Regions from separate parts of the Homo sapiens genome. Here regions 1 and 2 are each linked to region 3. A link is a loop called in an ENCODE intact Hi-C map of the cell type or tissue named here. Cell type or tissue: PC-3. All regions are shown on one strand. Each heading gives the region's core, and the rest is flanking DNA. Links, peaks and the distances in the headings are about the cores only. Region 1 has its middle 250 kb from the start of SORCS1. Region 2 has its middle 250 kb from the start of LINC01435. Region 3 has its middle 380 kb from the start of SORCS1.

Evidence for each region. A loop is a pair of places that touch in the nucleus more often than their neighbours do. Peaks named below come from ENCODE experiments on the same cell type or tissue, not always from the same donor. Only the 100,000 strongest peaks of a DNase experiment are listed, where the experiment ranks them.
Region 1: it touches region 3 in a loop (2.6-fold over the local background); 2 of 110 quality-filtered maps call a loop at or near these places.
Region 2: a loop joins it to region 3, with 4 times the contacts of the local background. A loop is called at or near these places in 3 of 110 quality-filtered maps.

Annotation. Positions count from the first base shown.
Region 1 is chr10:107,405,832-107,413,933 of GRCh38, forward strand. No RefSeq gene overlaps it. Among named protein-coding and RNA genes, the nearest start is that of SORCS1, 250 kb to the left of the region's middle. In PC-3, for the core only: a CTCF peak has its summit at 3,892 (motif pointing right); no DNase peak of the experiment used is centred there.
Region 2 is chr10:107,811,365-107,819,466 of GRCh38, forward strand. No RefSeq gene overlaps it. Among named protein-coding and RNA genes, the nearest start is that of LINC01435, 250 kb to the right of the region's middle. In PC-3, for the core only: CTCF peaks have their summits at 3,621 (motif pointing left) and 3,824; a DNase peak (open chromatin) is centred at 3,627.
Region 3 is chr10:107,541,077-107,549,178 of GRCh38, forward strand. No RefSeq gene overlaps it. Among named protein-coding and RNA genes, the nearest start is that of SORCS1, 380 kb to the left of the region's middle. In PC-3, for the core only: a CTCF peak has its summit at 4,227 (motif pointing right); a DNase peak (open chromatin) is centred at 5,395; H3K4me3 peaks cover 1,708 bases; H3K27ac peaks cover 2,247 bases.

The DNA of each region.
Region 1 (8,102 bases), core at 1,178-6,177, 140 kb before region 3:
GGGGAATGGTTGTTTAGTGGGTATAGAGTTCCAGTTTTACAAGATGGAAATGTTCTGGTGAATTGGTGTACGACAATGTGAATGTACTTAACACTACTCAACTGTACACATAAAATGACTAAGATGTTAAAAACAAACAACATTTAAATTGTATATTACATATATATATAAAGATTATTCTATGTGAATTAAACCTTAATAAAGCTGTTAAATAAAAGTTCAAATCAGTTTTCCAGTTAGTTCCTTAGAACTGGAGGAAGCCTTGCTTTGCATGTAGTTCAATCACCCACTCAACGCAGGAATCTCCTCTTCTTAATTCACTCCCTTCTAGATAAGCTCATTCACCCTGGATGACCCCAATTATCTGAAAAAAAAAATTTCCCCTTATAATTGAGCTTAAATTCACAAATAGGTATTACCTACCATTAGTCTGAAGATCCAAAAACAATATCAAATATCAAAATCCCGTTCTGCCCTATCTGGTCTTGTAACTCTGCCTCAGAACATGTCTTTTTTTCCTGTGGCATATCTCTTATGATAACGAGAATGTATGTAGGACTCAAAATCAAAGGCATCCAAATGTCTAACCAGGAATTGTTTGAAATTTGACCAGAGTATTTAGGGTTGTTCAGAAAAGAGATGAGCCCTCCATTCTTCACACCTTCCCCCATGTTTGACATTTACACTCTGTTAATAAATCCAGAGAGGACAGTAGGAAAGAATACTCAGGATATTCAGGATGTTTCTTATATTGAGAAATTTGTAATGCAAAGGACCATTGGAGCGTGCAAGGGTGCAACGCTGCTGACATGTCAGACCACGGAGTTTGCTGGGTTGTTTCCTATTCTTTCTTTTCACAGATCTGTCTCCACCATGAAACATTATTATCATTACCAGCATGCCATGACTTTGAACCTAAGGCCTTAAATTTGCTCTCCATGTGCTATGCATTAATAAAATTGATATACTGTCTATGTACTGAGTACAGTGAGGGTTAATTAAAATACGTAAAGTACTTCGAGGCCTTTTCCTTAAAGATGTGAGCTGAGTGCATTATTATTACTATAAATACAAATTGAAAAATACAATCACATTCTCCCTGTAGACATCTGTACTGGAGATTTTTGCTTCCAATTCTACAGTGCTCATGATAAGGTGATAACATAAGCAATCTAGCAGCAAAATTTATTTTTATCTGCATTCTGGAACAAAGATTTAACCTCTTGAGGAACAACCCAAAGTTAAAACGTATATAAATTTTTTCCACATGTCACTCCGTGGAGTTTAATTCAGATAGCAGATTTTTTTTCATCCCTTCAATTTCACAAAGGCAGGGATAAATCAAGATAGATACAAGGTCTCTTTTGTACCAAATATATTTTATTATCTAATCTTAAACCCTGGAAGATGATTTGTACCAATGCCCAACAAGTTAGTCCAACTCCAAAAGACTCTGTGCATGCTGAGACGAATTGGAAATGCAATGTCATAGGAGAAAATAATAATAAAAAAATTGAAATCCAGAAACTAATCAAAATTAAATACCTTTAAAGGTAATAAGACCCAGTTTTTATGATTTGGTTAAAAATTAGGTAACATTATCAGAGTGATTTGGAGCAAATTGCTTAGTCTCTGTAAGTCTCATTTTCCACATCCTACCTTATTCATGTGAAAATGGATCAAGGAAATGCTTGCCATGGAGCCCAAGGGCAGATGATCAATAATTGGTAGCTATTACTGGGGAAGCAGTTTATGATGGTGGTTATTATGTTAGGTCCTGAAGTCAGACTGCCCATATTTGAATATAGGCTGTGACATTTACAAATTGTGTGATCCTAGGGTGGTTACTTAATACTCTTTGCCTCCTTTTTCTATTCTCTAAACTGAAATAATAATATTGCCTATTTCATATGATGAGGAAATTTTATGAGGTAGCATGTTGACAGAGCTGGAGCAATGCCTGAGTCACAATAAGCATTCACATAATGTCAGATGTCACTATTATTATCATTGCCATCATCACATCACAAATGCAAGTTTTTAGGATATAAAAGCTATGATATTCCATACAATGGAATACTATTCATCAATAAAAATTAACGAACTAGTATACAACAGTGTGGAAAGCAAAACTATAGGAACAAAAAATAGATCAGTAGTTGTCAGGGGCTGGGGATGGAGAGAGAGATTGACTATAAAGGGGTAGCACAAATTTTAGGGGTGACAGAATTGCTCTGTGTTTTGATTGTGGTGGTGGTTACAAGACTGAAAGCCTTTGTCAAAATTCACAGTAATCTACCCCAAACAGAGTGAATTTTATCTTATGTAAGTAAATTTAGAAAGGCAACTAAAAAAAAGTGAAATATGCAATTTCTATTGCCCAAGAACTTCATTCAACTCAAAAAGAGTCTTTACTAGACAAGTCTTTAGATTTAAATTTCTAAAAATTAGCATATAATAACATGTAAGGTTGGTGCTGGAGAAGAAAACTCTCTACTAAATATAGCTTCAGCACTTTCCTAAATCATTTGTAATTGAGTTGTTGACTATTTAGCCTTTAAATACCAGACCATAGCTCCTTAATGGAGCCCTTTGTTCTCCCCAGCGTCTTACAGTGGGACTGAAGTATTCAATTTTTAGAGGCGGTGGATCTATTTATTACTTGGGTTGTGGTGATGGTAACAGGAGTAAAATTTACATATGTCTAAACTCACCAAATGGGATACATTAATTATGTGCAGTGTTTTGTATGCTAATTATATCTTAATAAAGCTTGGGGAGGGGGAAATCTTTTAGGTTAGAAGGCCTCTCAGATTATGGCATTTCATGTACTTACTGAATTAGCCATTTTTAATATAGGAGTTCCTAAATTACTAACATTTCCAAAAGTGATATTTGATGGCAAAAGTAATATCCTTGTGAAGTATTAAGTGATTTTTATGAAAAAGTCAAATGAGCTGACAGAGCATAATAATTACATTGTCAAAGAATACAAGATTCCGCTTTCTCAAAGCCATCTATATTGCCTGGTTTTGGATGCACAGGCTGTCATCAAGATGGTAAGATTTATTTCTCCTCTAATTGCACCATGGCAGCCGGTATTACACGCAAGATATCTAGGGTGCCCATTGTTCAGAAGTGTGCAAAATCCATGGCATTGCTTATGTACGTGGTTATGTACACAATTAAGAGAATGGCTTGCATGCTGATGGAACTGAAAAATAGAGCTTGTATGAAGTCCTGGGGTGGTGCTGTTCAAATGTTTTAAAATATTTTTAAAAACTGTGATTTATTCATCAGCAGGAAGATTAAAAGCATTTTCCTTCCACAATAGTATGTTCCAGACTCTAAGCTCAGAGGAACTGCTCACCAGAGATGTTTGTCCTTTTTTGTGGAATTTCTGTGGTTTACTTTCTTATGCATTAAGTATGGAGTATGCATTATTAACCCATTATGGGTATATCAAAGTCTGTTTGTGGCCTATTCATATAACCTTGGAAATTTCACACATAAATCATTAGAGAAACGCAATGATCTAATGCTTAGGACCAGGGAGCACAGTCAATAGTTGGCATTGTTCTTTCGAGCTGCTATGTGTGTCATTGGAGGACAACCTGGCTGATCTGCATTTACTCTAACACCTCAAATGCTCATTTCTTTTCAATATCATGTATTTAATGGAATTTACGGGACACCTATGGGGACTACCTTGCTTTTGGCTAAAAACTTGACGCCAACACACAGCAACATATATGTCTCACTCAGTTCTGATGATGCTTTAGAATAGTGCTGGTGAACTAATATTTGTGCTTATGGAAAATTAGAGGACAAAACAAAACCCTAAACTGTGAAGTGACATGCTGAATTGAAATTAATTAGATGCGTCAGTGGGTGGCACCGTAGAGCTTAGTTATTCAGAGTGCAGTTTTCAGCATCGGCTTTCCTAAGTCTGAATCTGAGCTTTGCTGATAACTAGTTGCATGTCTGTGAGTCAGTTAGTTAAGCTACTGTTTCTTCATCTGTAAAATTAGGATTATATTACCTGCTTCATCAGCTACTGTATAAATTAAATGCAATTATCTGAGTAAAGTGTCTGGCATTGCTCTAATTAAGGCTGTGAATGGCACCCTAACTGAAGAATCCTATCACTTACGAAGGCTTCATCACTTTAACACTCATTTGCACCTTGCAGTGTTGAATACTTTTTCTTTCCTCAATCATACTTCGGTAGGCTCTCCCAAATTTTTCACCTATCTCCCATTCATCGTCCTCATCTTGACTTCTAAATGTGTTTCTTTCTCATGCTCTTCTTCTTTTCCATCTTAAATGCTGTTGCTCTCCGGAGCTCACTCTGGATTCTCTTCTCTTCTACCTACTCTCCTTGAGGGGGTCTCATTTACAGTGACACTTCGTGTAATATTAACTCATATACTACTCAGTCAGAGGTCTATATCTATAGCCCACAGCTCTCTCCCTAGAGACCAGTGTCCTCAACTATCTACTGGGCACCTTCACCTAGGGTCTTGAAGTTATCTCCACCACAATGAGTTTGACTAACCCATCCCAAAAACACAACAGATTGCACTGTCTTCTATCTTACTTTCTTTACTGTCTGCCATTTTCACCCAGCCAGTGATGGAAGCCATTAACTTGAGAATCATACTCAATTTCTCTGCTCATCGCCCTCCACATCTAGTCAGTTATAGAGCAGAGCTGATACAACCTCCAGATAGATCTCAATCCCGCCCTCTCCTTCTGAAAATCCTCTCCCAGCTGCCTCCACATCACATCCTCCTAATATCAGTGACCCCTGCAGCCACTTCTCAGTCTCCACTCAAGTAATTTTGTGGAATCTCTCATTATTTTTATGTTGCAAGAAACTTCTAATGGAGTCTCTGTTTCCTAATATTGCCCTTCTCTCTCGGTTTCCTTCTGCAGGAGAACCACTGATTCAAAGATCTTTCTGAAGTTCCTACTTAAAATACTTCAAAGACTTCCAGTAGTCTTTAGGATGAAGAGGAAAAAAATTCCCTTATATTGTGGGCCCTGCAATCCCATAAACTTCCTGACTGAACAGCTAATGTTTTCCTTCTATTTGTAGTTACAGTGCATAATATAGACTGTAATTTGGTTTGGCTCTGTGTCCCCACACAAATCTCATCTCAAGTTGCAATCCCCCGGTGTCAAGGGAAGGGTCTGGTGGGAGATAAATGGATCATAAGGACGGTTCCCCCATGCTGTTCTCATGATAGTGAGTGGGTTCTCACAAGAGCTGATGGTTTTAAAAGTGTGTGGCAGTCTCCGCTTTGCTCTCTCTCTCTCCTGCCACCTTGTGAAGAAGGTACTTGCTTCTCCTTTGCCCTCTGCCATGATTGTAAGTTCCCTGAGGCTTCCCCAGCCATATGGAACTGGGAGTCAATTAAACCTCTTTCCTTTATAAATTACTAAGTCTCAGGTAGCATCTTTATAGCAGTGTGAAAATGGACTAACACAGACTGGGTCCAAAATAAACATTTTGATGATTCCTAGAGAATGAATGTCAACCTCTTCAATTAATTCCCTGCCTCTCAAAATTCCACAATAAGAGTCCTTTACTCCAGTTGTAGAAAACTGCTTGCAAGTCTCTTACACTCCTTGCTACTTTTTCATTCCATGTCTTTGCATGTTCTATATCCTCATTTATTCAACTTTGTACTATATCTTGGGGACTTAAGGAGTGAAAAAGATAAACACGGTTTTTGTCCTTGGAAACATAATAGTTTAGTAGGAAAAAAATTAAACAGGTATTTAAAATATAAGTGGAAATAGTATTGTAAGTTTCCTGTAGATCTGGTTAAAAAAGGAGAAAAATGATCATAAAGAAATAAGTAACTCTCATGTTTATTCCAAGAACTATGATAAACCCAACAAAAATGATAAAGATTTTTAGCAACTGACTTAGATGTCTGTGAAATATTATTGGGTAAAAAAACTAGCTTACTAAACACATGCTTTTCTATCCTTTATCCACCTTATTTACCACTACTTTTTTTTTTTTTTTTTTTTAGATGGAGTCTCACTCTGTCACTAAGCTAGAGTGCAGTGGCGTGATCTCAGCTCACTGCAACCTTGGCCTCCTGGGTTCAAGTGATTCTCCTGCCTCAGCCTCCCGATTAGCTGGGACTACAGGCACACACCACCACGCCTGACTAGTTTTTGTATTTTTAGTAGGGATGGGGTTTCACCATGTTGGCCAGGATGGTCTCGGTCTCTTGACCTCGTGATCTGCCTGTCTTAGCCTCCCAAAGTGCTGGGATTACAGGTGTGAGCCAATGCACCCAGCCCTTATTTTTTTTTTTTTAATTTTTAGCTCAAGTACTACCATCTCTTGAAAATACTGCCTGACTACCTCAGTCATCCTCTGCATTTTCTTGCCACAGTAGCATGGGAAATTTGTCAGACCTTTTAAAATAAACTTTTTATTTTTGAATAATTTTAAATTTACAGAAGTGTTATAAAAATAGTGCAGAGATATCCTATGGACTCCTTCATCAATTATCATCTTAATTACCATGGTATGTTTGTCAAAATAATGTTCCACACTGAGTGATAAACACTGTTGTAAAACAACAAACAAAAAAACATAGCTCTATGAATTATTTGTGTAGCACAGACCTCCCCACCTCACCCCCAGTGCATGGCCTGCCACGGGTTGGTTCCCTCTAGAGACTGTTAAATGGTCTTCCACCATTTGGATAGGTTAATATGGAACTCTTTCTTTTTCCTTTAGCCTCAATTACATGTTTCTATGACAGGATTTTGTGAGCAAGTACAGCTGCTAGTTTCTAGGTTTTTGCCTTTTTCTACCACAACCTGTATATACAGGAAAAGGACAAGGTCTTCTCAGTAGGTGGACCATATCTTAAGAGAGAATCACGAGAGCATCTCAATCATTCTTGCCCCAGTCAAGGGCCTGGGCATTTTTATCTTTTGTCCAGCTGTCTAAGTACAGTATTGATTACCAGCCCTTTTCAGACATCTCTTAAAAGTAACAAAAACAAGTAAATGAAAGTCATTTGAGGATATTTGAAGGGTCAGTGGATACCCAAGACCTTGTGATTTTAAGCAATGCTTTCAAGCAGTTCCTACAGTATCTATATTTAACTAGTCCTTTATTTTGTCTGTACATAAATGTTTGAAGAAAGTTGTTAATTCTTATTTTGACGTTAATATGCATTGCTATTCTTAGCATAGACTCAATTCGGCTCCCGAGTCAATATCTTCCTATGGCCCCTATATATCATCTATGTAAACTTTACCAATATTGACCAAACACCTGCTGTGTGAGCAGTCCTGAACTAGGCACTGGGGAGAATAATCTTAAGCAGAAAATACCCTGCCCTTGAACACAGAGGTAGGTGCTCAAAATCACTAGACTTTTGTTAGATTTGTTGTCTTAATATGTTCAAATGACACTAGTAAATTGGCTTTACCTATTCATAGTATGTTGTTGCAAGAATTAAATGATCTAACAAATAATATTCATAGTCACATGAATACTGAAAACAGATAACATTTATATAGCACTTAATATGTGCCAGGCATTCTTTCAAGTGTGTTCTATTAATTGGTTTACTAAGAAAAAAATCTGTGAACTACAAAATATTCTAAAAATCAATGTGTGACTGCTATTCTTGAGTATGAGGCTACATCAAGCAGAAGTTAACTCTTCAACGTGGAATGAGCTTCTGAAATAAATTTTGTGGTGTAGCATTTACATGCTGGCAGAGGGTCAAAGAAAATGAAGGCCAAAGAGGCCTGGAGAGACTACCCAGGGTTCAGAGCTATATTTGGGATAAAGAGCTTGGAGGGCCTGGGTCTGCATCCCAACCAAAGTCATTCATGGCATCATCATTATCCCCTAGTCATTGTCATTATTAACATCATCATTGCTACCAGTTCTTATTATTTCATGATCACTTACTTCATGCGAGGCACTTTGCATGCGCTATTTATTTAATCTTCACACAAGGAAATCCTGGGAAGTAGGTATCATCATCCTCAATTTATAGACAAGGAAAGTTAGGCTCAGTAAGAATATATTACTTATAAATATTATAAAA
Region 2 (8,102 bases), core at 1,132-6,131, 270 kb after region 3:
GTATTGATGACATTAATGAATGAATGAACCAATAAGTGACTAAGCTGGCCCTTTCATTTACTAGCTTTATGATGTTGAGTAACTTATTACCTTTTCTAAATTCAAGTACCTCTTCTGTACAGTTTTGTGAATGAAATAAATGCCATAGTACAGGGCCTGTAATATGTTTACTGAGTGCCCAGTAAATATTAGTTCATAGAATTTAGAGAGAGGGAGACAGGTGGCAAAAGAGGGAGGGGGATAGAGAAAATAAAGCAAAACAAAGCTACCCATCCAATATTTCCATTTTGGTGAGTGGCCCTCCCTCGTTTTAGACTCACTGTCACAAACAGGAAGCCAAACAAAACAAAATCAACAAAAGCAAATTTTAAACTTTTGATTCTCCTTCCAGGAAAACAATAAAATCAAGAGAATGAAGCCGATACTGAAAAATTATAATTTAGACTTTTATTTTATAGAATTAAGTATCCATCAGTCTGTTTATGAATTTTGCTTTACCACGCTGATCTACCAACTTCTATACAGACTCGGTTATATGAGAGCATGGGTCTGTGTTTGTGTGTGCTCTGTAGTCAAAGACGTATGTTCACTGAGACATGAAATATATATGATACATGTGGAACAACTATAAACAACATGGGCGAAGTGTGTTTTTTAGCCATTCTCTGGATCCCTCACAGTTCTTCTAGAGAGTAGAATCATCAGGGAAATCAGAAAACTGAAAGGTATTTTTTATTCCCCAAACAAAACAAAATAAAACTTCACTCCTGACTCTTGGTGGTTGAAAGCAAATGTATAGACAATACTGATGCTTGTTCCTAATTTAATAAAAAACGAAAATCCATAATACAGCACTAGTCAACATGGAGCCCGAGTGTGAAAGCTAATCTCATCATGAGGTGTTAAAACACATGGGAAAGTGGGAATAATGGATAAGGCGTTTTAACTGTAAATTTCAGCTTGGCAGTGATAGGCGATAATGTTCACCCACAAGGAAAGGCTTTCATTTCATCCCTGTTTTGTGGAGCTGGTGTTAATTCTGAGGGAGGTTGCAAAGACTGACTTATTTTGCCAACTTCATAACTGCTCTTGGATCTGAGGAGCAGAGGCTCAAGGCTCCTTGTAGAGTCACGTGTTGATTTTCTAATTTATTCATAAGTTATATATTTCTGTTTATAAAAAGAATTTGCAATGGCTTAAAGCATGCCTTTACTTCTATACCTACCAGGGCTTTGTTTTATCATTCTTCTGGCTTTGGGAAAAGAGAGCTGTTTCTGTTGGATTGCAGGGGAGGAAAAAAAAGGTCTGAATGTGGGTGTGGTGAGGGGAAGGGGGAAAGGATTGTCAGTTAATACATCAAGATGGAAAATGAAAACCCATTTACTTTGAGTATTTTATTTATATCCCATTTAAAACTTCCATTACAGTGCACAACACTTACATGTGTGCTATGATCACATGGGAATCTTGTTCAAAAAGCAGCTTCCTAGGCCCCAACTCCAGACCTTCTTTTTCAATGAGTCTTCTATCAGGTCCAGGAATCTAAATATTTAATAAGCAACCGAGGCAAGTTTGCTGGGTTAGAAAACGTACTTTGAGAAATGACACAGTGATCACTCTCTCTGATTTATTAATATTCTGTGCATGACTTGCTGATCAATTCCTATTCCTCTCTTCCAGTGACCTGACTCCCGTTTCTACCCTCCTAAACCCATTTTTAGTTCATTCGGGGAAGTTAAACTGGTAACTAGTAGAAAAGTCTCCCTGTAAGACTACAATCACCTTCCCTGGTTCTGCTTGTAATTAAGAGATAGTGGTAGAAGTAACAGACGTAGACTTTGAGAAACATTACAATCTTGTTTAATCATCCCAATGATTTGAGAAGCTCCATATTACAACCTATTACAGGTTCCCCTTAATGGTTGAAGGAGCTAATGTATAGAGAAGCGAAGGGACCGGGCCAGTGTTATAGACAGGAGTAGAAGAGGTAGGAAGAGTACAGTGTGTGGGTACCGTTACATATGGTGTTTCTTAAGAAATCAGTGATCATTAGGAAGCTGACTGTGTTAAATCACATGCCCTTGGGGGAAAAACAACAAAAGAAAAAAAAAAGTTAAGTCTTGTCACCACCGTCAAAATAGGAAAGCCATTTCAATCTAAAGCATGAACAATCAAAGTGAAAACATAAGCGTCTGATTTCTCTTTTATCCGGTCAAGTTATGTGGGAGGGGTGTGTATGTGTAAGAGACTACAAGAAAAGGAGATTAAAGACTTTTCCCTGCAGAGAACAAGCTGAGTCAGTGCCGATCAAAGGCTGACATCAAACATACGGCCTCAATAATTGAACCTGCTGTCTGTAAACTCTCATTAGCAAGCAGGAAAGATGATTATTAATTTCTCAGGTAACATATTAACTTTGCCTCATCCTAATTTCTAGGCCTCAGTCACTTTCTACCATGTCATTTTGCTGCTTTTCAAAATCAATTTGCAATTTAATGGTGTGTGTGTGTGTGTGTGTGTGTTTTCATATAATAAAACTCCAGGAAAGGAGATCCATGTCTTCTCCATGAAAAGAACAAGTGGGGCGGGTGTTAATCAAAGGCTGATATCAAACATATGGCCTCAGTAATAAAAACTGCGTTCTGTAAACCTCTTTTCAAGAGGAAGAAGCTTCATTGTGAGTTTCTCAGGCCATGTGTGTTACCCCCATGTCGTTCTAATTTCTAAGCCTCAACATATTCTTTCTTTGCCATCTCAAATTCAATTTGCAATTTAATGTCATGGGGTCTATCAAGTGGTGAGGTCTTCCATGTCCTCAGTCACATAGAAAAACAGAACATTTTGTGCTGGAACCTTGCCCATAAAATACAAATGACATTAAGTCATCAGAATGAAAGAAAATCACATTTCATAAATTTAAGTTTAATCTATATGTAAATTTAGCCAACATTCTTTAGGGTAATAATTCATAAGTATTGATGTTTACACTGCTTGGCAATTTTTTTATTAGTTTAAGTAATGATCTAGATACAAACCACATTCTTTTATTTTACAAAAACAGGCGTTTGGTTGTCTGAAGAGATACAGAAGAGAGACCAATCACTTACTTTCAGACAGACAAAACCACCGAATCCTTTCCTGCGCCATCGAAGAGCTTTGATACCAAAGAGAAAGCTACCAATTTTCGCTAATTTATAATACGTATTTACTCAGAAAAATTTAAGATTCCTCCTAATTCACACTTTTAGTAATTATTCTACTTTAAATAAAAAATAAACAATAACAACCAGAAACAACGAAAAATTGGGATTGTTCAGATAGTTATATTCCAAGAACCAAACAAAATATCTTTTTATTCATTGTATCATAAGAGTCTAGCATATTGATTGTGATGGAGTGACCCTTGCCATCAATAGGTTTTGGATAAATATTGCCTTAGACAGAAGTCTCATGTTTAAAAGCACCTATCAGAGTAACACCAACTGCCATTACAAGTAATTTCCAATATTTCCCTAACATATTAGAAGCTTTTTTTCCTCATTTGTGTGACAGCAGACTATCCTACCATCAGCAAGTCCATGCCCTCAATTCCTTTCATCTTATGGCTACGGCTCCCCCTAGTGCTCATTGTCCTCTGCTTCCATGAGCCAAAGGGGAAAAACAGGGTGGAAAGGACACCACTGCTTCTTAGAAGCCTTGGCCCAGAAGTGATAAACATCGCTTCCTTTCATGTCCATTGCTGAGTGCTAGGCATGTGCTCACACCCCATACCCAGTGTGCTTTCTGGCTGGCCACCTGCTTCCCAGAAAAGTAACATCTTAAGGAGGACTGCACATTTTCATGAACAACCAGACCTGACACAACAAGAATCACAGGATCTTGTCTAATATATAACCACTTTCAAGCCTGGCAGTGGATCAGCATCACCAGAACCTGGAGAGTTTATTCAGAAATATCGACTTCCTGTCCTACGAACCAAGAGATTGTGATTTAATAGGCGTGGTAGAGTCCAAGATTATCCTGCCCAGAGTCACTGAATGCTAATTAATCATCTATCTCCAGTCTGAACCACCACCAAATCCACATTGAAATGCTCACTTTGCTCTGTAACTCGATGTCAACATCATAATCCTGTTTGCCGTTCATGAATCTGCATTTTAAAAAATTATCTGGAAAACAATCATGGCTACACCAGCCTTTTTTGACTGTTTACTAAGTGCCACTAAGTGTTCCAAAGCCTTTATGTGTGCTAGCTTACTTAGCTTAATTCCTTATGTCCCTGTTTTTGTATTTAAGCTTCAAGAAACCCAACTGAAGTAGGTATTATCATCCCCATTTTCTAGAGAAAGATATAGAGGCACAGAAGCACCACGTTGTGCAAATTTATTCTAGAAAGTGTCAGAGCTGATTCAAACCGAAGCAAGCAAACTCTAGAGCTTTTGTCTTCCTCACTTCACTATAACCAGGTGATTCTGAGGGATGTTAAAGTCTGAGAACTATTGAGTCATGAGAGATATGCAAGTGCTTCTGATACAAGTAGTGTTAAAAAAAACACTTGGAGAAACACAAATAAAATTTTTAAATGTTCTTCATTTTTGCTTTCAAACTCAGTATAGATATCTACTCTGAACTCTAGCTGTACATTCAAATACCTTTTCTATGTCATAATTCAACTCTTCATGGCCTAGAACAAACTCAAACTCCCTGCTAATTTCTCTTCCTCCAGCACTCTCTACTTCAAAAAGGACATAACCTTTCCCACAGGGGAGCAGTCTGAAAACCTGGAAATCATCCTCACATGTCTTTCCTGCATCACCCGTTTTGCTGGCATCATGAGTGATTCCTGACACTCTCACCTGCTAAATCTGTCACTACTCTGCTCTTCTCTTCTGCAGTCCTTGCTATCACCATCTCCCCAGGGCTTTGGCAGCAGCCTGGCATCTTGTCTCCCACTTTTTGTCCCCAAGCCATTCTTCATATTGTGGAAAGAGTGATCTTTTCAAACCATGAGAGATGAAACCCCAGATCCTTAATATTTCCTAGAAAAGTCTGCATGTGCAGCTCTGATTACTACATGGGCCTTAGCTCAGGCCATGGTCCCCAGCCCCCATACTCCAGGCATGTTGATCTTCCTTTAGTTCTAACTCCACTGTTTCTTTGTCTTCAGCTTTTCACGTGGGTCCCTGTGCTTGGAATGCTCCCCTCAGAAGAGCATTGCATAAGTTACTTCAGGACTCTGAGCCTCAGTTCTCATCTATAAAATGGGTATAAAACTTTGGAACAGAATTGTTAAAATCGTGAAAATAAAATGTATATAGTCAATAAATTTTAGTTTTTCTGCATATGTTCAGGGCTTTTTTTCTTATCTTCCAATAATCTTCATATTAAAACATATCAAATGATGTTTCTTTTCACTCTTTTACTAGCAGCAATTTCATGAAATCTCAAGGTTAGATACGTCTCTTAAAGAATTTATGTTATTTCAGAAATTAATTAAAGTCATCACATATCTTGCTGGGGAACGCTTTCCCTGCGGTTTTTAATTACTGTCTAGTTAACAATATCCTTTAGAATGTTGTGTCTTTTACAAATGTAGGTGTTGGATGGCTATAATTTTCAGAATTACTACTTTGGTCTACAACCCATTTAATGAGTTAGTAAAAACAATTAATGGAATTTACATACTTACTTGGGCTCTGACAGGGAGGAAAAAAAGAGAAGATTCCAAATAAATGAGCAAGTAAAAGAGCATTAATTAGCATCTAATTTGTAATTGCAGAGTTCAGTGCTCAATACTTTAGAAATTAATTGAACTCTATGTTGATGTGTAAGGTGAAAGCATACCCAACTTCTTGTTGAGATAAGATTAATATTATCCTCATAAAAAACCCTCAAGAATACTGATTGTTGAAGGAACAAACATATATAACACCAAGGGTTGTCAGCAGTATGAGCCAGCAAGGAGGGATGGTATAGCATTAAATACATACAAAAGATGGAAAGGCAGTGAGGTTCTGAATAAAATGTCCACAGAAATAAGGGTCCAACCAAACATACTGGTTATTGCATTATTATGTTAAGTCTAGGACTAATACAACTTTTGTTACCATGTAAGTCATAATTTATTCAAGAAAATAAATGAATATTTGAAATAGGGATTGAAAAACTTTTGGCATGTAATGGGTAAATTTGGACATCTTAAAAATAATTGGATAATAACTATTTAAACTCCACATTCTGGAGCACAGTGAATTCTTTTGGGGAGAGGTTGGGGTTTTATAATTCTCAGCTGCATGTGCTATGTATAGTTTTAGCCAGTCGATATTATAGTTTAGCACGAGGGGTATCATAGGCAGATGAAGTGACAAAAGGGAAGGATCTTAAGCAGCAGGAGAGGGCCTCAGCTGTCTTCTATGCAAACCTGTGTCCATCGCAGCTCTGCCTCTTGCTGTACAAATTTGGAAGGAAATTCAACCTTGCTCAGCCTCAGTTTCCTCATTCATAAATTGGAGATGTTATTACCTGACTTACAGTATGGCTGTGAGGTTTATCAAGGCAATTATGCAATGTGGCAGAAGCGGGATTCAAACTTCAGCAATTTGAATCCAGAATCCACACTTTTAGTGAGGTTAAGCTAAACTCATCCTTATTCTGCTCCTGTGTGATTCTGATGCACAAAATGTGGCTTCAGCACATAGTGAGTGCTCAACTAATTGTAGTTATCAGCATACAAAATAAATATCTATTTGCATTTTTTTAATATTTGGTCAAAGTCAGTTGAGATGGTAAATGACAGACTTTGGCCTAACAAAGCTTACATGGGGGCCATGGGGGCTAAAGTCAGCCTGGGGGCCAGGTGGGGAGCAGGTGAAGTTGTAGGGGAGGCAGGCATGGATTCCAGGTGGGGTAACATACCTGGGCTGTGGGCTTTTGTCTGTTAGCTGTTGCATCTTTCACCAGCAATGGGCAGCCTTTCAAGCTAGCACTTGTATGGGGGGAGTTACTGCCTCTCAGCACTGCCAGACGTGTCCCGCCTCCTGCGATGGAGGCAACTCTCCCTATCATGTAAATCTTGAAAAGAAAGTATGTTTTAAAAACTTACTTTCTATATCTGTAGTCCCAGCTACTCGGGAGGCTGAGGCAGGAGAATAACGTGAACCCGGGAGGTGGAGTTTGCAGTGAGCCGAGATGGTGCCACTGCACTCCAGCCTGGGCTACAGAGCCAGACTCCATCCCAACAAAACAAAACAAAACAAAACAAAAACAAACAAACAAAAACAAAAAAAAAACTTACTTTCCTCCTGACGTAAGTGTGAACAAGCTTGTGCCTAAAGAAAGTTTTGGTAAAACAATATGTATATCTAATTTTAAATGCATTAAAGAGATCACTACTGCAAAAATTCCTCTAATAAAACTTTTATAACACAATTTATTGATTATTATAGAATATGTAGGAACTCTTCGGGGGAAGAATAATTGAAAAGATCTGCCTAGTTTAAAAAGTTGTTTCTTTTTGTCTATACAATAATCATTTCTTAGCACCTACTCTGTGCCAGGCCCAGAAGATGTAAGAATGACCGTGTCAGACCCTCTCACTGCCACAGAGAAGCCATCTGTGGAGCAGACAGATGGGGCTGGGGACGAGTAGGTGTCCTGAAATGTATTAGGTGATGAGGCTGAAGCCTGCACAGAAGGTTTTAGGGCACTGGGGGCAAAATAGAAAAGACAAGTGCTCAACTGCATTCAGATGAAGGAGAATCAGAAGCAATTTTACCTTAGAGTGATGATTGCTCGGAACTTTGAAGAGGATGTATTTTCTGGGGCAGCAGGAAAGGAGCAGGATTTCAGGCTAAAGACACTACACAGGGCAGCAGGTCATCAAATAACCTGGAAGCTCCTTATCCATTCTAACCCTCAGTTCCCCACTTAGCAAATGAAAAAATACAGCACAGCGGCCAAGAATGAGTTCTATTGCTCGTGTCTGATAGAAATGCTCTACCACCTACTAGCTGGGTGAGCTTGCACACGTTAATCCTCTAAGCTTCAGTGTCTACATCCGTATTTACAAATCCCACTGGCTTTTCCTTCCTATCTTTATCTTT
Region 3 (8,102 bases), core at 1,496-6,495:
GTTTTACAGTTAAATTCATGCCACAAGGAAATAAACACTGGATTGGAAGATGCAGCACCTGTTCTCAGGGTGAATATATTCCATCTGAAGATATACAATTACACATGAAACAGTTTAATCATGAGTCACATAAGATGCTCAGCACAGTAATTCAGAGAAGGATTATTGGCAAAAGAGGTGAGGCATCTGCTTCTGGGAGGTTTCTGTGAGAAGAGAACATAAGAAATACAAAATATAAGGGTATTCTATCTGGAAATCATAGGCATTTTGAAGATTTATTTTTGTCTGCAATAAACTTTTGATTTATTATTATTTCCACAGGTAAAGTATATAACAAATAATTTAATGGATTCACATATACCTACCTCCCAGATACAGAAATAGGACATTACTAATAGATTTTAAGCCATCTATAAGCTTTCTCCAAATTTCATGTGATTATTTTTAATATATAGTTCTAACCGTCTAATATACTGGAAGTTAATTGGAGATAAGTGTCATCAAAGGCAAGATTTCACAATTGCTTTTCATATGTGAATGACCAATCACTCATGAAGCATGTTGTAGTACAGCAAAGGAACCACACATGAGCAAAAATTATGACTTTTGTCTGATTTTCAGTACAATGCTAAAGTTCCAGTTAAACAGTGGTTTCTTAGCTTAATAATAGGCAATGTAAGTGCACTTTTCCCAGATAAAAAAAAATTCCTCAGAAGATTTCACCTGTGAATAAATGGGATGGCTTATTCAGAGGGACCAATGATAATTGGGTGGTAAGAATTTAAACTCAGTCCTCCTGGCTCCAGATACAGGGCTGTTTCTTTATCCATCACCATCTATTTCAAAGATATTTCAAAAGCTTACGCTCTAAAGGTCATCCTAGACTGGTTTCTAATACTGATTTTATTGCACATATTTGTTCTTGAGCAAACTAGGTAACCTATATATGCCTCAATTTGTTTACATGAAAAATAGAGATAATAGTATTATACATCTTTGTTATGGAGTTGCTCTAAATATTAAATGAAATAATGGTTGTTTAATGCTTAGCTCAGTGTCTGACATCAGTATATGCTCAGCAAATGATAGCTATTATTATGTTCCTTTCTCTTGAAGAAGATGGTTTGAAAATCTAAGAGCACACAGTGTCTGCATTTGAAATGTCCTTGTAAGTGGAAGGGTTTGTCATGCATGACGTGAATCATGTCAATATCAAGTGGGAATAATCATTTCTGTGTGCCAGTTATCCCTGGGAGTATAATTGTAACTATGTTTGGCCTATGGTCTTTTAAATTATATCTATTATGTAATTATAGTATATTATCTTATATAATTATATTATATATAATTTTAAAATGTATACATACATTTATATGTATGTATGTATGCAAATATGTATACATTCATATGTGTATATATAGGTATGTTTTGTCAATAAGGGTGAATCCTGGCTCTTGTTTATTCCTGATTCAGCTTAGAAACAACCCAGGCTATTTCAAGGGCATGGCATATGACACCTTGTGTTCTCAAAGCCAAAATACTCCTAATGGCAAATCTGCAAATTCTGCTTGAAAATGAATTCTTAAAGACCATTCTAGTAGATGTTTTGGATGTGAAACTTTTCATTTCCAGGAAGGTTGAAGAGATTGTTGCACCCTAAATAATACGGTCCTTGCAAAAGCTCCAGGAAGAGCACTTTAAAGATGCATATACTAAGATGTGTGTTCGGTCTCCTCTGGAGGGCACTCTAAAAAATTTGCATATGCAAACCCTTTGCGTATTTACCAGCGCAGGTGATGAGTAAAAGTAGGTTTGAATCAATTTAGTGGCATTTTTACACAGAGCTTTAAAAATTGGATACTGTGAATGTCAACTTCCACAAACCCCACAGGCCTTTCTTTCAGCCAAGCACAAATATTAAAGCGAACAAGAGCATTCAAAAAGAAATAGCTGGAAATATTATTTCACGTGGAATGCAAAGGAAGGTTTATAAGCAAACAGCTGGCCTTCTCCAAGGTACTTTATAATTTAATCTGTTTCATATTTTGCTTTTCCAAGGGACTTTGAAAACTTCTTCAGGAAGAATGAAGATAACTGATGCCATTCCTTAGAACTGCAGACCATTGCTGGGCTTTGCGTTGACTCAAGAGAAAGCATGGGTAGGAGAAGGGCAAGCTCATTCACCTCATCACAGGAAAAATAATTGCCAGAAACTTGTGAAGTTTCAAGTTCTATTTCCTACGTAAAACCCCTGACTACCACCCTTCTCTTAACTTACATGACTTTTTCTCTCTCCTAGCGCATACGCTAGTCACATTCATCTTCTTTCTGTTTCTTAAGTGTACCAAACTCATTTCTCCCTTTCCAATTTTTTTCTCCCCAACCACTACATTTATTCCCATTATTCAGAGTAAAATTTGCATCTCCAGTAAAGATATCCTAGGAGTCTAACATAAATTAAGTCCTCATGCTATCTTCTTTTATAGTAGCCTGGATTCCTTCTTTATAAGAATTCTATATTGTATTATTACCTTGATTGCCTATTTGATGACTGTCCCTTCATTAGAGTGTCAGTTTTAGGCAGGCAGGGGCTTTGTGTAGTAAATTAATGTAGTCATAGGATATAGAACGTTGTTCAGATCACAGTAATCATTAATGTTGCTTTAACCAATGCAAGGAGAGGGACTTTTAGCTCCCTCGAAGGTACATTGCACTTGGCAGTCAACCACCTAGAAATCAGAATAAAATTAATAAATATGAATCTTGGAATAATAGGAATGCCTAGTCAAAAAAGAGTAAAATTAAGCAGTATTTGAAAATAATTGTGACCTAATAATTTATCATAGGTTTCAGTATTTTTCTTCTTGCTTCACTTCAGTTAAACTGACATAAAAGAAACATTGTTTCTCAAATACCCAGGGACACTGGAAAAAGGTGTTTGAAGATAATAGTGTGTCAATTAAGGCAAAGCTGAAGGATCCAGTCCTTTCTCTGGGAATTGACTGGGCTATCTCTGCAGAGAACTGCCTGAAAAGTCACAACTAATGCCAAAGCCCTGTTGCTGTAAAGGAATTAACACAATTCCAAATCCCTGCTTGTCTGGAGCAACAGAATACAAGGTGCTCTCAAAAAGGCTCATCTGGATACCTCAGCATACAATATTTTATTTTTATTTTTTGAGACGGAGTTTCTCTTGCTCCCCAGGCTGGAGTTCAATGGCGCGATCTCAGCTCACGGCAACCTCCGCCTCCCGGGTGCGAGCGATTCTCCTGCCTCAGCCCCCTGAGTAGCTGGGATTACAGGCATGCACCACCACACCCAGTTAGTTTGGTCTTTTTAGTAGAGATGGGGTTTTGCTATGCTTGGTCAGGCTGGTCTCCAACTCCCGAAGCATACAATTTTTATCCTTTCCTTATTAAGTCAAGAATTTTCACCTTTTCACTTAAAGGAAGTGATGGCAGCGGCAGCCATTTGGAGTGTCCCCTGCAAAGATGCCAGCCACAGCAGGAGAGGCACAGCTAGGGTTGTGCACTCCACCCAGTGGGAGCCAGGAACAGGCAGGACATTCAGCCCCTACCGAGTTGGCGGGAAGGGAGCCCTGTGCTCCCAGGCACAGCTGCATATGTCCAGTTGCAACTCCGGACCCAGGCATCCCTGTGCTCTCAGGGGCCCAGGAAACTACCCCCCACAGCAGTCTTGGAAATGCCTGCACCCACTCCTGGCCTCTCCCTACTCCCAGTGCCTACTCCGACTTTGGAGCAATGTTGTGGCTGAGCCCGGGTGCTGTCACCACCCAGCTGGGTGTGTGCACACTCAGGGTGGTGCTGACATGCCAGGCCCCTGCCGCCTCAGCCCCCTCTGGACTTTGGGCACCGATGAGCGTGGGAGGGAGGCCAAGGGGCTGAGGGCAGCTCAGCGTGGGCCTGCAGGCCCCCTTGGAAAGAACAACCTGGGTCCAGTGAACCGCATGTTGATGGTGGGAGGCAGAAAGATTCCTGAGCTGAAAGGGCGGGTCTGGTGAAGCCCCACCTTCAAGCCAGGGATAGCCTGAAGCCTGGAGGCTGAGCTTCCAGTTCTGGGTGGAGTCTGCCTCACAGAGTGATAACTTATGGTGCTTTTTCTGCGCCTGCTGATGGCCACCCATGGACCAATCAGCACGCAAGTCCTCCCTCCTGAGTCCATAAAAACCCCCGGCTCTGCCAGAATCAGACAGATATTAGGACTACCAGCAGAGGGAGGGAGCTACCCACATCCAGTCTCCTCCATAGGACAACCTGTCTGCTGAAAGGGGCTACCCACTACAAGTCTCCTCTCTTCTGAAAGCTGGAGACTCCTCAGGATGATCTGCCCGTGGAAATGAGCTACCCACTTCAGGTATCCTGAGAGCTGTTCTGCCGCTCAGTGAAGCTCCTCTGTGCCTAGCTAGCTCTCCAGTTGTGTGTGCCTCCTTCTTCCTGGATGTGGGACAAGAACTTGGGACCTGCTGAATGGTGGGACTGAAAGAGCTGTAACACAAACAGGACTGAAACACTCCCCTGTCCAACTCACGCTGTGTGCGACAAGAAGAAGAGAAGACTTGTGGCTTTTCAGGGAACCCAGACCTAGGGGCTCCCCAAGCCAGGGATGTAACACTCTTTTGGGGGCTCTGTGGTTTCTGGCGTCTCCAAGCTTTTGGGTGCCACCGCATCTCCCCGTCCCGGACGCCTGTGCCTGCAGCAAGCCGCTTGCAGTACGTCTTGTCCAGCTGCAGCCTCACATGGAGCCGGCGCCTGTGCCAATGCCTAGAGCTGCCTGTCCCGCCACAGCAGCCAGGCAGCTCTAGGCACTGGCTGTGCCTGGCTGTGCGCAATGGCCGAACCCTGTACGCGCTCACCAGCATATTCCTTGCCGCTCTGCACCTGACTCGCCCTTGGTAGGCGTGGGATCCAGGCCAGTTACACAGACTGAGTGCAGCCTGCCAAGCTGAGTGGGCAGCAGGGGCCAGTGGGCACAAGCAACACTTAGGCAGAAGGTGCCACCAGCCACAGAGGTTTCCGGCTGGCAAAGTGACACCCCAAGGATCCTGTGACAGAGTGCTTTAGGGCTTCTCTTTGCCATATCCAAATTGCCAGCAACACTACTTTTGCGCTTTCGGGAATATCGCTGACTGAAATAAAATGAGAGTTTTATTAAAAAGGAAGAACAGTAGAGGAGATAATGGAAGTCAGTCAGCCATGTCTGCCACACCTATGATGGTCTCATGCAGATAAGCTAAAATTAAATAAAATAAGGTTCATTCTAACGCAAGTACTGCAATCCCATGACAGTTGATCAGATAATTGAGACAGCTGCTAAGTGACTAATGGGTGGGGAACAGAGACAGGATGGATAGGCTACACAAAGGTATGATTCACATCCTGGGTAGGAAAGAGCCAGAAGGCATGAAATTTCATCATGCTATTCAGAACAGAACACAATTTAAAATTTATGAATTGTTTATTTCTGTCCTGTTCTGTTTAATATTCTCAGAGCACTGTTGATTATGAGTAACTGAAATCTTGGAAAGTGAAAGCACAGATAAGGGGAGACTACTGTATATTTAAGGTATTCAACTTGATGCTATGAGATACATACATATAAAATAGTCACTTTAGTGGCACAATTTAACATATCTACATCTCACACAGTTACCTATTTTCTCCCCTGTGACAAAAGGAACTATAATCTACTCATTTAGCAAAAGTCCTGAACACAATACACTATTAACTCTAGTTCTCATGTTGTACATTCCAATTTTCCACCTGTTTATCCTACATATTTGCTACTTTGTATCCCTGGAGCTACATTACCGCATTTCACCCCCACCCTATCCTGACCCTGATCACCACTGTTTTATTTTCTATCTTTATATCATTTGATGTTTTTAAAAATAGAGTTTACATATAAGTGAGATCATATATTTTTCTTTTCGTGTCTGGCTTACTTCATTTAGCCCAATTAAAATTCGATTTGTATCAGTATCTTTAGAAAGCAACTCATCTGAGAAGTCTTCTCTTGCTTCCTTCCTGGGGGGTCCTGTTGCCCTTTCTTTGTGCTTTCGTAGTGGCACCATGACTCTCCTCTCAGCTGGTATCATGTTGCAGGGCAAACATCTGTCTGTCTCCTCTCACTGGATGATAAGATACTTGAAGGAAGGGATTGTATCTATTTTTTGGACCGTCAAAACCACGACTATAATACCTCAATAAGCATTTGCTCAATGAGTAAATGAGTATATGAATAAATTAGTGTTATTTGCTTCATGGCCTGGATTCCTCCATAGCAGAACCTTATCTGCATGAGACCAGCATAGGTGTGGCAGGTATGACTGATTGACTTCCCAATATCTCTTCTATTCTTCTTCCCTTTTAATTATATTTCAGTCAATGGTAGTGCCAACTAAAATATTCATTTTCTAGTTTTTTTTTTTTTTTTAAAAAACTAGAAAGTTTAAATGACAGTGCTTGCCAATGAATATAAGGAAATATGTGTTGGAAATTTTTGGAAATATGTTGCTTTTTTAACGCAAGCATTATCACTTCTTGTTGCTTCCCTCTTTTTTTCTGCCTATAATGCTGACACAGGGCAAGAAAAGAAGTCTTTCTGCAAGATGAGAGAGAGAAATCCATGTGCTAAGGTAGAGGGAGATAGAAGGAGCCTGGTTCTTTGAGCAGCCAGGATTACCTAGCCCTACATGATTAAAAATGGAGCAGCCAGGATTACCTAGCCCTCCTTTTGAACAAGCCATTATAATGGATTTCTTTTATATACAGCCTAATAAAATCCATAACTGATAGCACTTAAAAGATTGCTTGAACTAATTGCTTTGGATAGAACAAATGAATAGGTATATAACTATGGTAATGAGCAGGAAAGTTTCTGCTTTGGTCCCCAAACCTAATGCCTATAGGATTCGGGATCTATTTCTAGGTAAAAATGATGATTTTGTCTTGTACCTTGCTGGGATTCAGTGATCCTTTGTGTTAAGTTCTATAATGCAGAAATGCCCGTGGACTGCTATGCCAGATTCTTCTATGATAATACTCTCTCCAAGACTGTGTCTTTTAAACATGCACAAATTCATGCTCAATCCCATTTCTGACTTGAGATATAGATAATATGTGTAGAAGAAGGCAACATTGAACTAAAAATGAGAAGTTTTCTATTTCAGCCTTACTCTTTTGCCACCTGATGGTCAAGTTATATAATTTTTTAATGAGTTTAAAATCACGGCAGGGAAGCTGCAACCACCTGTCACCAAATTTCTACTGCAATTGTGACCAAAGCCTGAAATTAAAACTCTTTTGACTGTTTCCCCATTTACCCTTCCAAGTGCAGCCTACTGAGACTCATGGAATTAGCATCTTAAAGAAACCCACACATCCCTTCACACTCCTGAAAACCACTGCCAACCACCCCTGCTTTCTCACAATTGTTCTCCAGGACTGCCTGTCTATAGCTGTCACCATTATTCATGCAACGCCCCCACCGAGCAGAGATGGAGAGAGAGATTGAGTTTGCTCACCAGTAAGTTGAGCTGTAAACTCAGGAAAATTGGGCTTCGCAAGGATGGAGAGCCTAGAGCTTTGACAGGCTGTGCTTCTGAGGAGACATGGAGTAAACCGCATTCTCTTTATTCATCACTTAGTGAAAGAAAGAAACACCCTTTGTGAAGTTGTCTCCACAGAGGTATAGCACCTATGGCCACTTTTCCTTGGGGACCTTTAGAAACAAACAAACAAGGCTGCTTCCCCGTCACTGTGTAGAGAGTTCATGCTTTTAATCACAAGGCATATGTAGGTGATAAGCTCTCAATGGTAAATGTCTCAAAAATTATATCTGTAGACCAGATGTTTGTCACAGCTACTGACCCTTAAGATGTAGGCAAGATTGCCTTAAGTGTAGGACACACATGATTTCATGGCCTTTGGGAGTCCACAGCTCTCCCAAAAGATTTCTGTGAATTTCCATGTGGGTTTCAGCTTCCTTGATTTCCCCTGCTTTGGGGGGCTGGTAATTTTTCTCTTTTTTCTTGAATTCTGATCCAGAACAAAGCTTAGTCCTTTAATGCTTTACTCATCAAT